2 separate regions of the Homo sapiens genome follow, and region 2 is linked to region 1. Evidence: chromatin loops called from intact Hi-C (ENCODE). Cell type or tissue: Caco-2. All regions are shown on one strand. Each heading gives the region's core, and the rest is flanking DNA. Links, peaks and the distances in the headings are about the cores only.

What was found. A loop is a pair of places that touch in the nucleus more often than their neighbours do. Peaks named below come from ENCODE experiments on the same cell type or tissue, not always from the same donor. Only the 100,000 strongest peaks of a DNase experiment are listed, where the experiment ranks them.
Region 2: it touches region 1 in a loop (6-fold over the local background); 2 of 110 quality-filtered maps call a loop at or near these places.

The regions. Positions count from the first base shown.
Region 1 is chr11:55,711,986-55,720,533 of GRCh38, forward strand. It overlaps the pseudogene OR5D2P. Among named protein-coding and RNA genes, the nearest start is that of OR5D3, 7.5 kb to the right of the region's middle. In Caco-2, for the core only: a CTCF peak has its summit at 3,502 (motif pointing right); a DNase peak (open chromatin) is centred at 3,498.
Region 2 is chr11:56,088,900-56,097,447 of GRCh38, forward strand. OR8I2 (olfactory receptor family 8 subfamily I member 2) reads left to right here and starts at 4,409. Exons shown (of 1, transcript NM_001003750.1): 1 at 4,409-5,341. The coding sequence starts at 4,409. The coding sequence ends at 5,341. It also overlaps the pseudogene OR8I4P. In Caco-2, for the core only: no CTCF peak of the experiment used is centred there; no DNase peak of the experiment used is centred there.

The DNA.
Region 1 (8,548 bases), core at 463-8,462:
TGATTTGCTTTTTTTTTTTTTTTTTTCAGTTCTCCACAAGAACTTTCCTGGAGTCCGTTAATCTTTGCAAAAGAAGCGTTAGTAAATGAATGAATAAGTCAATTTATTCTGTACTTAAGTGAGTTATTCAATTCTTACTTTATATAACTTTAGAAGGAAAAGAGTGTGTTCCAACAATCTTTGCAGGAGGCAAACCCATATGTAAATCTAACTGCCGTTCCGTTAACTAGGAATATTATCTTTCACCATATTTATTATTATTAATTTGCCTGTATTCTTTTTATCACAATATTCTTCTTCTTTTTATGGGCACAAACTTTAGTTTTAATAAGTAATAAGAATTGTATGCTATGTTGTATAATTTGCAATTACATGCATTATGCCTCGGAATAATTCTTAGAAAAACAGTTTTGAGGTCAAGGCCAATATTTTATAATTTTACAGTTTCTAAAATGCCTATTACAGTGCTGAGTGCATAGCAAATGCACAATCGGATAGCCATGCTGGGTGTCACTACAAAAGAGGGAAAGCCTGTGCACGGCACCTTGAGCCCTCATTCAGCTCAAAAAGGGTGACACTTCCTGGGGCTAAATGGGAGATTGTGAACTTTGGCCCCAAGTCTTTCAGTCAAGAAATAAGAGTGTAGGAAGTGGGTTCAAAAGTGCCACACATAGAAAAGATGTTTGGGTAACAATAAGTCGAATATATATTATAAAATACATATCTTTGATGGAAATGATTTTCTTTTCAGGCCCAGTCTGCTCAGAGTTTGTTAGAACATCCTTAGGAAAGAATACAGATATTGGAAAATGCTTGAAAAAGTATGTTCAGTTAGGAAATTTGCACTCAATGAGTTTTGTGTCAAACTAAAACATAAGTTTAGAAAATAACAACAAATGTAGACGGTCAAATCACAGGTGTCAAATGAAGTGAATTTAAAGGAGCAATTAAAGAAAGAAACTGCATGGATATGTAAGTTGTACATAAAATACTTTTATATGTAACCCTAACCCTAACCTATATAAAACCTATATAATTTTCTCTATATATAATCATATATATATATATATATATATATATATATATACACTGCATGCACTTATGTTTTCTGCAAAATATAAGTGCGTGCAGTATATTCTCTTGGAGACTAAACATTGTAACAACTCAGTGTAAACTATAGAGTGCTTAATTTCACCTAATGATAAAGCATAGAATTTTTACAGAATGCTGTGTGGAATGGTGTTCTTTCTATGCCTACTGCTATTTTAGCTTTCGGTAAGCAGTCATGACATGGTTCTGGATTAAACTGGCACAAAACAGTAATTGAGTTATTTTGAATGAACTCAGAACATTTTTTAAAAATCCAATACCTCATTTTCCCTTCTAACTCTCCTTGTTTTATTCTAATTCAAGATGCTTAGGTCCCATGGGGTTTCACTATAGCTACTTGTTCTGTAGGACTCCAGGTGTGCCTCAGTGCATTGTGAGTTTACAATGTGGTCCTGATTTAATAGGCAAGTCCAGCTTCTTTAGTATTATTATAAACTTTTACCCCAATACATGTATAATATGTGGCTAGATTTATTCACTCACATATACATTCATTTATTCAATCAAGATTGTTGAGAATCTACTATGTCCTAGCCTTCCATATTTGCCCTCATTAATATTATTTTATTGTAGAACAACAATTTGTTGAAATGGCAAAGAAGAAAACATGAGTAAAATATATATTATATTACAGATGTTGCATAATATTGATATTTTTCAGGGCTTATAGTTACTGATAATGACATAACTACTATGACCATGATGAATGAGTCAAGTTGAGATAAAATTATTGGAAAAGATGAAGAAACTAAAAGTATAGGATATAAGAAAGATTATCTGTGTCTCTATTGTAAGCAATTCAATGCAAACAAAACAAAACAAAAATGTCCTAACCAAATAAAAACCATTGTAATTCTTCAGGAAGTGATGTCTCATCTTTGAAGATTTGGAGAACTGAATTTTGACCACCTGAGAATGTTGTGGCAGAAAGTACTTCAGAATAATAAAAATGATCTGGATGTATTATTATTGTTTGCTCCCAAACCAAATCATTCTAAATATCTGATATTATAATATATCAAGAAAAGGAAACAGATTTTTTCAATAATTATATAAATGTGGCTGATCAAGTGCATCATTCACATTATACAGGAAGGATCTGAAATATGTGGAGATAAATGTGTGATTAAATGTAGGGAGGTCATTGGAAAGGGAAATTCAGAAATAGCTATAGAAACAACTGTTACAAAAATGTAATGATCATTTTACTCCATCATTAATTTCCTTTTTAGAGTTCCAAGTTCTCATCATTTAATAGGTGAAGAAGTGAAAAAATTACCGAAACTCAAAATAAGCATTGTATTGAAATGAAATAAAATGGAAATGCTTATCTTCCTCCAAGATAAGCGTTTTCACTAAACTCTGACTCATGCAAAAGGTAGACTGGCCCTTCTCGTGAAGCCAGTTGCGTCTGAGGCTACTGAACCGGATGGTTTAAAATATACCAGAGCCAACGGCACTTTTGTTCTTCCTCTCTCAGTTCCCATATTTTATTATTACATTGACATACATTTTATATGCACTGTATAATTGTGATATTAGCAAATTCTAGCTTTTGAAACAATGTAATTGTTGAAACTAAGCATATCCATAAGTCTTTTTATAAATAATCACTAAACCTCTCAACATTTCCTCATTTTACTTGGCCTTGTCCAAATATTTCTTCTTGAATCTCTGAATCAACTTCCCTATTTTGTCCCAGGGACCAAGAAAATCAGACTTCTGAAGTCACCTTCATCCTCTTGGGCTTCTCAGAATATCCAGACCTTCAGACGCCCCTGTTCCTGGTGTTCCTGACCATCTACACAGTCACTGTGCTGGGGAATCTGGGCATGATCATAGTCATCAGGATCAGCCCCAAACTCCACACCCCCATGTGCTTTTTCCTCAGCCACTTGTCCTTTGTTGATTTCTGTTATTCCACCACAATTACACCCAAACTGCTGGAGAACTTGGTTGTGGAAGATAGAACTATCTCCTTCACAGGATGCACCATGCAGTTATTCTTTGTCTGCATATTTGTAGTAACAGAAACATTCATGCTGGCAGTGATGGCCTATGACCGATATGTGGCGGTGTGTAACCCTCTTCTCTACACAGTTGCAATGTACCAGAGGCTTTGCTCCTTGTTAGTGGCTACATCATACTGTTGGGGGATAGTCTGTTCCCTGACACTTACCTAGTTTCTACTGGAATTATCCTTCAGAGGAAATAATATCATTAATAACTTTGTCTGTGAGCACGCTGCCATTGTTGCTGTGTCTTGCTCTGACCCCTGTGTGAGCCAGGAGATCACTTTAGTTTCTGCCACATTCAATGAAATAAGCAGCCTGCTTCCTATGCTTTCATTTTTATCACTGTCATGAAGACGCCTTCCACTGGGGGGCGCAAGAAAGCGTTCTCCACGTCTGCCTCCCACTTGACGGCCATTACCATTTTCCATGGGACTATCCTTTTCCTCTACTGTGTTCCTAACTCCAAAAGTTCGTGGCTCATGGTCAAGGTGGCCTCTGTCTTTTACACAGTGGTCATTCCCATGCTGAACCCCTTGATCTATAGCCTCAGGAACAAAGATGTAAAAGAGACAGTTAGGAGGTTACTCATTACCAAATTATTATGTCTCATATTATAAAATCTAGAAGTCGTACTTATTCCTATTGAAGAATATTGTGCAGAACTGCCCAAAAGTTGTAGAATTGCTAACAATCCAAATCCCTTTTTCAAACAGTAAAGCAGTGCATGTACTTAATGTAACCCCTACTTAACTGGTTATTTGACATCTGTTCAAATTCTAGTAGATTAGCTAACAAGTAACACAGTAATTTAATCTCTAATGATTTAACTTATCATTAAACTCAGAATTTGTCATGTAAAGATTTCTGAGTTAATATACATTACCCTATTGTTGCTCAGTTAACCTTCTGTTCTTTTTCAGTTGTTGGAGAATGGGCTTGTAGATTTGTTCTGAAAAATTATAGCTTACCATGAAGGAAGATATAGCAAATGCAATACAGTAAACTAAGACATGTTCAGCACTCAGACACTAAGTTTAAAAGTAATATTTATTTAATTCCACATAGGGCACATTGGTATATTATAAATGTGTATAAGGCGTAAGTCTGCCCACAAAGTCCAGAATATGGTTTGGTAAAATTGTATTGGTTAACATAAAATTTTATTTGATCATTGTACACAATATATCAAAAAATGAAAATAGCCACATATTTTAGAAATAGACATTTTGAAATCTGAATTTGTCATTCACTACAATCTTGATTTTCATATAAGTTATAAATTTGATCCATAACAGAATACCATAAATGTCAGTGATACATAACATTAGGTAATTATTAATTTTTTGTCAATTGATTTGGCAGTCCTGATAGTATCAGCTGGTGCATCTTGGTTAATATTATCTAGTCTAACGGGTCTAACGGGAACTCATAGACCTACATAACGATTGAGTAGCTCTGCCTCTGTATCTATGGTCCTCTGAACCATTGGGCTAGCTGGAGTATTTTCTTCCAGTGTTGATGGGTGAGTCACAAGGGGAAATGTACAACAAAAGCTAGTTCAAGCTTCCATTCGCCTCATGTTTTTTAGCATTATTTTAGGCAAAGAGAATCACATTGCTGGGCTCAAAGTTAATGACTGAGGAAGGATATCTGCCTCTTATTGTAGAATTGAAAAGTTACGTGGCAAATAATGTAGATACACAGAGGAATGAAGGATTCTGCCTACTATTTCTATATATCTAAATTGTTGGGAAATTTTAGTTAATGGGAAATTATCCTTCTTATTCCAGATAAATTTTTGTCCTAGTTTGACAAAAGTCTTCTGTAAATTGATGAGAAATTTAATCGACTTAACTAAATGACTGTTTTTGTTGATTGTCACTTGCTGTTGATAGTTAATGTTTAAGAGGAAAGACAAAGTCTTGGTAAATTTCCATATATCATGGTTCCTGTATTCCTGACTCTCATGTTCAAATAAAAATGGCAATTTCCTTTGTTATAAAGTTTATTATAAAACTATTTAACCTAATCCATTTATCTGATTGTTTAGCAATACATAAAAATATTTTTTAACAAATCATATTATATAACTATAGTATTGCATAACTTATTTAACTTCTAATTGTTCATCAAACAGAGGACATATACACTTAAGTAAATGTTCCAGTCAAGTACATTAATAGGTTTTGTGTATGTTAACAAAAACATTTTAAGAAAAAAGAAAAATGCATTTAGAGAATGTGAAAACAGTATAAAATGAACTATACTTGGCACATTCTAAAGGTCCTTGGATTTAAAATCCTATTTGAAAAAAAAAAGATAGATATTAGGTAAATTATAATTTGTAAACTATAATTAGCTTTCTATATTGTAGGAGAAAACAAAACAATAACTTTGAAGAAAACGGGTTTATTACAGTAAGATGGCTGTGAACATTTCTGTCGGAATCTTTGTAAAGGCACATACAGCACTTTTATTTCCTTTTACAAGTACCTAGGAAAGATAGCCGAGTCATATGGTAGGTGTACATTTAATTTCTTAAGAAGCTTCCAAATGATCTTTAAAGTGGCTGTACCATTTAAAATCCTCCTAGCTGGGTATGATACTTCTGATTGTTCCCCATCTTGGACAAATAACTATATGGTCATTATTTTCAATCTTAGAAATTCTTACAAGTATGTAATGGTATCTTATTGGATTTGTGTTTGCATTCATCTGATAAGTAATTAAGTTGAATATATTTTCATGTGATTATTGGTTATTTGTATTTTTTTGATAAAGTCTATGTTCAAATACTCTGCCTATTTTTAATTGCAATTCTTTTCTTATTATTGGGGCTTGATAATTATTTATATATTGTAGATACAACTCTTTTTTCTCCTCAAATGTGTGATTTGAAATATTTCTTTGAATATGTGGCTTATCTTTCACCCTCTTTAGAGTGTGTTTTGAAAAACAGATATTCTGGATTTGTGTAATAATGTATATAGAAATGCAAAGTAAGTGAAATATCCAAAAATATTTTTAAAAGAGAATGATTGGAGGAATTGAAGGTTTACTGTAAAACAAAAGGAAACAAACCAGTATGGTTTAGGTATAAAGACAGACAAATTGAGACTATAATAGAATAAATAAAATAGAATCCAGATATAATCCAAGAAACATATAATCAATTGATCTTTGAAAACATATCTGAAAAAAACTGGATAATTGAATGGGGGAAAATAACCTCATTTCCTACCTCTCTCCATAGAAAATTAATTCGATATTTATTATCAAATTAATTAACCATAACAGCTGAAACACTAAGGCCTCTGGAATAAAGAACAGGTGATTATCTATATGAAAATCGACAAATGAGACTGTCAATAATTAAAAACTGCCTATCATCAAATTAGATCATTATAAAAAGAAGAGACAACCCATAGATTAGAAGTAATTACCTGTAGACTGGGAGTGTATATTAACAATATATAGAGTTGTCAATTACTAAATATATATATATAACAAATAATAAGAAAATTAAATTAAAATAGACTAATGTGCAATTACTTTGTAAAAATATATAGATGGATAATAATCTCACAAAAATATTCCAACAATATATGTTTTCAAGGGAATGTAAATTAAATATCACTATGATTGCTTGAAGTTTCAAAATAATGAATTTTTTTAAAAGGCACAAATACTAGTTTTCAAAAGTTTTCATTCCCTGTGGTCACATCATCTACTAAAATATCGCTTTCCAAAACTTTTAGATATATATTTTGAAGTGTTCTCTCTAGCTTTTTTTATGTTCTCTATATCTCTATCTTTGCTGCAAGTTGTATCAGTTCCTCACAGATGTCACAAAATTTATTAAGTTTCTGTAATAGCTTTTTGGCCTTAGAAACACCTTTCATAGTCTGGTGAAGCATATGAGATCTTCTTTAGAAAAACATTTAAAAATAAAATGGATATAAATGTAAATCAAACATATTATATTTCTATAAAATTACCAAATATTAAAAATATTAACTTTATGGACTTGTATAATATTTGTGCTTTATTATTCATATTAGATAATATCTACATACATGCACATTAACTATTATAATTTGGAATAAGGATGATCATAGTAATATTTTTAGGTAGGTTATAATATATAAATAATAAAAATATATCTGTGATTTCTATGGTTAGAGTATTGCTAACAGTACTGTGGTTTGTGGTCTACCTTCATAATTAAAAACACACTAAATTTCAGTTAGAGTTAAACAAAAATAATTATGAGTTTTTTCCATATTATTTCATCATAAACTAGCAGATCATTTAAAATACGTTGTACACTACGTTGTATAACAGATCTGTAGAACTTATTCATGTTGCATAACTGAAAATGCGTACCCCTTGAGCAACAGCTCCCAATTTCCTCCTCCCCCTAGACCCTGGTAAACACCTTTCTACTCTCTGCTCCTATGAGTTTGGCTCTTTTAGATACTTCATATAAGTAGAATCATAATAGTGTAGGACATTTTCTTGACTCTTTCACAGGTCTTGCAACGGGGGTGCCTTGTTTACTCAGTCTGCCCTGCTCAACCCCTTGCTGAAGGGAGCCTGAGAGTGAACCAGTACAGGAACTGGAGTGGGCAAGTGCAGAACCAGCTGCTTTGGTGCCAGCAGGAGCAAACTCCATGTGAGCCGCAGGGCAGTGTCCAGGGGCCGTGCCCGTGACCCCCAGGCCCCAGAGGGTGTGTTAAAATGCTTCCTTAGCTGTGCTTTCTGCAGACAGCCATGTGTTACCAGCTCAACGGGCCCTTTGCCTCATCACATGAGGAAATTGCCTTCCACCAGTAAGGGCAAAGGGCCAGGGTGACAAACCTTTTAGGTATCCACATCTGGTGCATCCTGAATTTTTGTCTGGTGCCCAAGACGAATGAGGTCATGTGGACGAATTGAAAGATGGTGAATGTGGAGAATTTTATTGAATGATGAAAGCTGCTCTCAGTGGAGAGGGAGGAGCTGGAAAGGGGATGGGAAGGGAAGGTTGCTCTCCCCTGAAGTCAATCCACCTTTCTGACTTTCTTTTCCAAAGTCAAGTTGCTTCATCCAGCCACTGTCTTTGAAGTCAAAGTCACCTCTCTCTGACATCCAGCCACTTCTTCCTGAGGTTCAGCCACTTTTCTTCTCTGCTAGCTGGGTCTGGGGTCTTACAGGCACAGGATGGGGGTGGGGTGAGCCATAGGTAGTTTTGGAAAAGACAACATTCAACTGGTAAAAAGACGTTATTCAGAAAGAACCAATCAGGGGAGAGCAGACACATAGGGATGGAAGTTCTCACTTAGGGCCACGGGTTTCAGGCTGTTTAGCTTGAAGGTGGGGTTTTGCCAAAGACCTGCCCTTGTCTGCCTAGAATTTCTCTGCCTCCTGTCATTATCAATAAC
Region 2 (8,548 bases), core at 154-8,153, 380 kb after region 1:
TACCTTTATGAATAATTTCAATATATTAAAAGAATAAGGGAAATAACAAATTTCTACCAAAATACCACAGTAATAATTGCTACAAGCAACAAACATATTGATAAATGGTAAAAAGTAGTAATGAAATATTTACATAGTCTAAGTTACCTTTTCCCAAATAAATATTTAATAAGTACAAAGAAAGAATTGTAATTCTACAGTAAAAAAGTCTGGCACACACTACTTTAAGTGATCAAATTTAATATCACTAGCCATATCACCTATCAGCATCATATGCCCTGTGATAAAATGGAGGATTGTTTACAGATTGCCTCTCTGGAACTCTTTTCAATCATGGAAAACCTCAACTTAATTAGGAGAAAACATCAGGCAAAGTTCAATTGAAGAATATCCTATAAAATATTTGACGTACTAAAAAAACTATCACAGTCATGAAAGAAAAGGGAAGACTATAGAACAGGAACAGACTCCAATAGCCTAAGCAGGCAGGACAATAACCACAACATGGCATCCTGGATTGGATCCTGGAAGAGGAAAACAGGACTTTAGTGGAAAATTTAGTAAAATTATTAAATCTGTAGTTCAGCTAATATTATCTTATCAATATAAATTTCTTAAGTATTAATATTCACACTGTGATTAATTTTAACATTAGTAAAGCTAGAAGAAGTGTTTATAAAAAATCTGTTGGTCTAAAGTTATTTAATAAAAAAGTTAAAAAGAGTTGATTGACAGAAACCAAAATAGATGTATAGAAAAAATGTAAATTCAATTGATCAAGTAGTTATTAAATGTCTATTTATCTTGTAATATGGTCAACAATAGTCCCTATATCAACTGTGTATTTGTGACCACTATACATATTAGTTCACCAAATATCAGAACATTAAATAGCTGAGACAAAATTTGAATCTTGAAAGAGGCAATTAACACTAGGTAGTGTGAAAGGAGAAATATTATTTTCATGTTTCACACAAAGCATAATGCCTGTCATCCAACGGCTGCTTAATCAATTTGTGTTGAACAAATAAGTAAGAGGGTAGATGAAACATTGACATTGCAGGTGTACAACCCAATTCTTTCAAAGTTTTATTTTCTCAAGTTGCGCACTTAGTGGGGGAAGAAATTACTGTAGTCTCTCCTTATCCTCAAAGAACCTACGACCCCCAGTGGATACCTGAAATTGCAGATAGTATCCAACTCGATATATACTGTTTTTTTTTCCTGTACATACATACTTGAGATATAGATTAATTTTAAATTAGACACAGTAAAAGATTAATAACAATAACTACTTATAAAATGGAATCATTATAACAATACTCAGAAAAGCACATTTAAACCTATGAATTGTCTATTCCTGAAGGTTTCCTTTTAATATTTTCAGACTGATTGACCAATGGTAACTGAAACAACAGAAAGTAAAACCACAGATAATGGGAGCCTACTGTATACCATTTATTTTGTCCTAATATCTGATAATATTGAGCATCAGTAAGTGATATGGCACGTCTATAATAGATTCCCTTTTTTAAAATCTCTAATATTAGAGATGGTTTCTATCACTACAAAAATATACATTTTTTTTCCTGTAAGGAATCTGTTGTGTTTCATTATGTAACACTAGGGAGAGATTTGTTAAAAGATACAAAATTTCAGCTAAATAAGAAGAATGTGTTCTATTGTTCTGTACTACTGTACAATGACTATAGTTAACAATAATGTATTATGTAGTTTCAAATAGCAAGAAGGAGGATATTGAATATTCCCAACAAAAAGAAATGATAAATGTTTGAGATGATAGATATATATGATCTGATCACTGTATATTATGTATTTTAAAACATCACTATGTACTCCCAAGAATATATACAGCTATTATTTGTCAATTAAAAAATAAGCCCTTTTAAAATATAAGTGATATAAGAGACTGTAACAATCACAGTAGAAGAAGAATTTCATTAGACAAGTCTGTGAGATCCTTCCAAGCTAGTATTTGTCAAAGTATAAGCCATGTAATGTGGGGCATTTTGAAAAATTTAATTTTATGGGTCAACATCAGACCTAATAAACCAGAATCTATACAGTAGTGTAGGCTAGGAAGCTGCTTTGAAACCAACAAACACAAGAGATAATGTGAATACAATTGTGGGAAATATTGTATTTACTCATAAATTGAGCATTAAATGGAGAACATGACTTTGATTTGTACCGCAGGTTTCTTGTTCATTTTCCTAGATGGCATACTTATTATCAGACAATGATACTACGTATATACCTTTAAGCACAATTAAAAATAATTGAATGCCTGAGTTAAAAGTAGACACATCCATGTTTGTTGACATAGATGGTAATATAATTTCAACACATGTTAACAGCATTAAATCAGTGAGTAGGAAAGCTTACTTCCATTTCATGGGAGGGTTATCTGGGAAACAGACAAATGCTATCTGAGATTCCCTAATATCATATGTCTCCTTTAGTTTCATAATAATTTAGTGTTTCATACATGTTTCACGTCTATATATCTACCAATAACATTAAAATAACATGATTTTTAAAACGAAATCAATTGATTTTTTCAATGTGTCTGCTGCCGTTTAACTGAAAAACACAAAAATGAGGAATATATATTTCCTAATGCTTCCATTAGAGATATACCCTAGGCAAATTAAGAATAGACCCTGGAGTATGATTAAAATATGAATCTCAAGAGATCAAAGATGCTAATTGAACAACATTTTTATTAGGTGAGTTTGAGGAAAAGTTGCAGGTATAAGAATACTGCTTAACACATGAGCTTTCAAAAGAAAATCTTTTGTCATGGGATTGCTTTAGAAATACACTAAGACAAAAACAATTCTAAATAGGAATCCAGACTTGAGCAAAAAATATAAATTTTTAATTCTCAAGAATGTGCACAAAAAACAAGTTAACAAGAAGTTAATTTGGCTCTTATTTCTAGCCTATCAATGAAAGGTAATATATACAGTACCTAATACTATCATCAAAACCATCAACATTTTTTCATCAACATCATAACATTTAGGGTCCATTATACAGGAAATAGAGCTCTATACTAAATAACAACTTTTGTTATTTGATATTTAGCATTGTAGATGAGGCAAAAATAATGAACTTGAAAATAAGTGAAAGATTGCTGAAACATAGGATGTTTCCTCTGGGTGACTGAATCCCAGGTACATCTAATTTTCTCATCTGCTTTTTCCTAAAATTTGTGTGTCTGTCTGTCTGTGAGTATAGTTTGCATGTTTCTCACATTGGGAAACTTGTTATTTTTTTAATGTCTGCATCTTACATTAGGCTTTAAGAAAAATGCCCTTCATGACAGGCAAGACAAAATGCCTTCATTGAATAAATGCTTGTCAAGTAAATGAATGGATAAATAGGAACACTGTGACCATGGAACACATTAAATGATTAAGTACATGTGATATATAATAAGAATAATATGTTATATTATTATTATTGATAATAATTATTATCAAGTCCCATTTGGTTACTCAAGGAGAGTGCTAAATGTCTAAACAAAGGTGATTATTTAACTTTGCTTGGCGGGCTAGTTTCAAATGCATTTATTCGTCATATATTTATGTTAAGTTAATTAGGCAATAAAGTTCTTTAGTTTCTAGCATGCCCACCTTATAATTTAATTCTTATTTTTAAATGTAACAAATCAGGTTTGTTTTACTGTTTTTAACATTTATTTATATCATTGTCTTAAAAACTGCTGTTCAGCAATGAATTGGCTAGCACCTGATGTCATAGATTAATATATGCAATATATCTAGAAACAATCATGTTGTTTGAACAAACATACATGAAAGAATTTAAACTATGTTATAGATGAAGGCCCTCATTTGGTCTTATCTCACTGAATTTTTTATTAGATAAACTGCTCTATTCATTAGATACAATTCATTTTGTTAGATAACTTGCTATATTTATTAGATACAGATTGATTTCATTAGATAAGTTGCTATATTCATTAGATACAATTAATTTCATTTGATAATTTGCTATATTTGTTAGATACAATTGATTTCATTAGATAAATTGCCAGACCCAATGACAGACAGGGGTAGAGAATGGTACATCTTAGGAGGAATTTCTACACATCTTTCCAGACATGTATTTTTTAGTCTACACAATCGTGAATTTGAGTTTTTTTCTGTATTAATGTCTGTAAGTTTTCAGTTTTATAAAAAATAAAAATTATCCGTAAATCTCTAGCTAACTTCAGGTCATTAAATTTTACTTTCCATTTGTAAAACTTTCATGATTGGAGTCTAAGTCAAATTTGATTATAGGGCCTTTAGATTTGAATCCTTCTCTAACTTTCCTTATTGTTATTCAGCAGGTAAGTCAAAGGCCTGAGTTGATGTAAATGGCTGGCAACAATTTCACTGAGGTTACCGTCTTCATCCTCTCTGGATTTGCAAATCACCCTGAATTACAAGTCAGTCTTTTCTTGATGTTTCTCTTCATTTATCTATTCACTGTTTTGGGAAACCTGGGACTGATCACGTTAATCAGAATGGATTCTCAGCTTCACACCCCTATGTACTTTTTCCTGAGCAATTTAGCATTTATTGACATATTTTACTCCTCTACTGTAACACCTAAGGCATTGGTGAATTTCCAATCCAATCGGAGATCCATCTCCTTTGTTGGCTGCTTTGTTCAAATGTACTTTTTTGTTGGATTGGTGTGTTGTGAGTGTTTCCTTCTGGGATCAATGGCCTACAATCGCTACATAGCAATCTGCAATCCCTTACTGTATTCAGTAGTCATGTCCCAAAAAGTGTCCAACTGGCTGGGAGTAATGCCATATGTGATAGGCTTCACAAGCTCGCTGATATCTGTCTGGGTGATAAGCAGTTTGGCGTTCTGTGATTCCAGCATCAATCATTTTTTTTGTGACACCACAGCTCTTTTAGCACTCTCCTGTGTAGATACATTCGGCACAGAAATGGTGAGCTTTGTCTTAGCTGGATTCACTCTTCTTAGCTCTCTCCTTATCATCACAGTCACTTATATCATCATCATCTCAGCCATCCTGAGGATCCAGTCAGCAGCAGGCAGGCAGAAGGCCTTCTCCACCTGCGCATCCCACCTCATGGCTGTAACTATCTTTTATGGGTCTCTGATTTTCACCTATTTGCAACCTGATAACACATCATCGCTGACCCAGGCGCAGGTGGCATCTGTATTCTATACGATTGTCATTCCCATGCTGAATCCACTCATCTACAGTCTGAGGAACAAAGATGTGAAAAATGCTCTTCTGAGAGTCATACATAGAAAACTTTTTCCATGACAAATTTATGTATGTTACAATTAAAACAAAGGTGGATGGCTTCAGGAATTCAGTTATGCCAACAACTAGGAAAATAGTAGAGTAACCTCAAAAAGCATAACACAAACTAAATGAGAACTTAGAGTCTTGAAGTTTGTGAATTGAATTATTATTTCATTTGTTTATATGGACCACTAACTCACTGTATTTGGAGGTCAATTCGGCATATAAATTATTCAGACATAGACATGTACAAGGAAATAAGAGGCACCTGAACATGCATATATAAGCATGCCATCACACTGAAACATGTTTAAAATTATTACATTAAGAACATGCAATTTTTGTCATTCTGTGCCCAGCTTATATCACATAACTGGATTGTTTGTATTAGATTGTTGCAAAAGTAATTGTAGTTTTTTGTCATTAAAAAAGAAAACAGCAAAAACATCAATTACTTTGCACCAACATAATAACTCGATGGATAAATGCTTGATAACAAGGATAACCCATTCTCCATTATGTGCTTATTTCACATTGCATGTCTGTTTCAAAATATCTCACGTACTCAATAAATATAGACATCTACTATGTACCCACAAAAATTAAAAATAAAAAAACCTTAAAAAGTAAAAAAAAATATTAAATTGGCAATATAAACTTACACTGTTTTCTCAGCTACTAGTAAATTGAGAATAAGAAATTGGAAGATTAAGAGATAAGAACAGTTAAATTTTACAAAAAATATAAAATGCTGATCACCCGAAAGCAAAGAGTCTGGAACTAAAGAAACAAACAAAAATAAAAAAGCAATATTAGCCACAGGGAAAAATAAACGATTGAAGTAATTTCAGTGCAAACACTAATGGAACAACAGACACCAGGCAGTATGGAGAAATCTCTTGATAATATGGAGTCATTTGCCCCTAACGGTTAAGTTCTTGATCATGTATGTATGAACACAATTTTTTTTACATAGAAAAGTGATCAGTTTATGGCATTTTTTTCTAATAAAAACAGCAGAGTTTAATTTCTCATAGAATGTCTCACTAGCTGAGGCATAATCCCTAGATCATTTTGGATTTATACAGATTCTTGCATCACCAAATCAAACAAAAAGACATTGTTAAATCTACAGTATTAAAGGAAGAAAATGTGTGTGTATGTGTTCGTGTGTGTGGGGTGGAGAGATGGTGCTTTTCTTGCAAAGAGACTTAAACCTGATTTAACGAACTCTCCCAGGTGTTGCTAGAAGGTAACCATCGAAAAAGTTTTATCAGTACTGCCTTTCATGTCTATGAATGAATGAACAATTATCAGAGTTGGGCTATCATATGTATGTTGAAAGGAATGGAAGATTAATTTGATGAGGCTCTTTTAAAAGAAAATGTATGTGCTTATAATATTACTCTCCAGCAAGATTGTAAGCTCTTTGAGAGAAAAGTTTGCCTTTTCTTATTTGTGCACTTCATAACAACTAGCAAATGTATCAATACGAAGTATATAAGTAAATATTTTCTTTTGTTTTCGTTTGTGTGTGGAAGCACAGTGATGAATTCATTAGGGCCACAGTGTCTGTCTTACTCATATTTGTATATTTCTTTGGTGCAGTTTTGTACATAATCTTATTCAAACGTCAGTTTAGTTAGAAATTCTATTTTTAGAATTCTTTCTCAAACATTTCTCATTCATATATTAAATATGGCATAGTGATTTACAGATATATTTCTTCCCAAATGACTTTTTTTTCAGAATGGCTAGAATATGGAACTAAGTATATACAAAGCTGTATGCCGCATATATGAATTTAAATAATAGAAGACAACTGATTAGGAATTCTCATCTCTCCATAGTCACAAACCTACTTCTGTAAAGAGAATATCAGTCTTCAGTCTTGGTAGTGGCTGAAGATAGCTCATGTGAATGGACCTGGGTGTGCACATGGTTGGGGCTTAGAAAATGATATCGCAAAGAATGATGCTTTGGCATACTGATCACTTTGAAATAAGAAATTGCAAGGCCTTAGAAGCTGCCTTGGAGCCAAAGACTTGTTAACCTTCTCTGTTTCCCTCCCAGCAAGCACAGGGAAGGACATGCTCTGGAATTTTCTTACCTGACTGAGGAAACATCTTCTGAAACATGTATACATATGTAACTAACCTGCACATTGTGCACATGTACGCTAAAACTTAAAGTATAATAATAATTAAAAAATAAAGCAAATGAATAAACAACAATAAAAAGAAAAGTAATTGTCTTAAATGCCTTCTCTAGTATCTCATTAATTAACTAGGAAAGATTAACCACTGAAGAAGAGAAGAGACTAAAAGTTGTCACCATACTCACACATAGGGTTCATCTATTCTTCTGAAGGGATCTCCAAGAGATTATGTAAGAGATTTTATCAGCATAATAGATGGCATTTGTTCACAACAATGTTCTGTCCCTTCCCTTAAATTGCTGGTTCCATTCAGTTTCCTACTAGAATCATTTATAAACAGTCTATGCTTTGGGTTCATTCATTTCTCCCCTGTGAAAAGGGTATTTAGGCCTCAATCATATCCATTGAGTTATTATGTTGGTGCAAAGTAATTGCGGTTTTTGTTGTTTTTTTTTTAATGACAAAAAACCACAATTACTTTTGCAGCAGTCTAATACAAACAATCCAGTTATGTGATATAAGCTGGGCACAGAATGACAAAAATTGCATGTTCTTAATGTAATAATTTTAAACATATTTCGGTGTGATGGCATGCTTGTATATGCATGTTCAGGTGCCTCTTATTTCCTTGTACATGTCTATGTCTGAATAATTTATATGCCGAATTGACCTCCAAATACAGTGAGTTAGTGGTCCATACAAACAAATGAAATAATAATTCAATTCACAAACTTCAAGACTCTAAGTTCTCATTTAGTTTGTGTTACGCTTTTTGAGGTTACTCTACTATTTTCCTAGTTGTTGGCATAACTGAATTCCTGAAGCCATCCACCTTTGTTTTAATTGTAACATACATAAATTTGTCATGGAAAAAGTTTTCTATGTATGACTCTCAGAAGAGCATTTTTCACATCTTTGTTCCTCAGACTGTAGATGAGTGGATTCAGCATGGGAATGACAATCGTATAGAATACAGATGCCACCTGTGCCTGGGTCATCAAAGACTTCTCTGAATCTCATATTTTGAGTGGCTCTTGTGCTTATGCAGATTAATAGATGTGCATGCC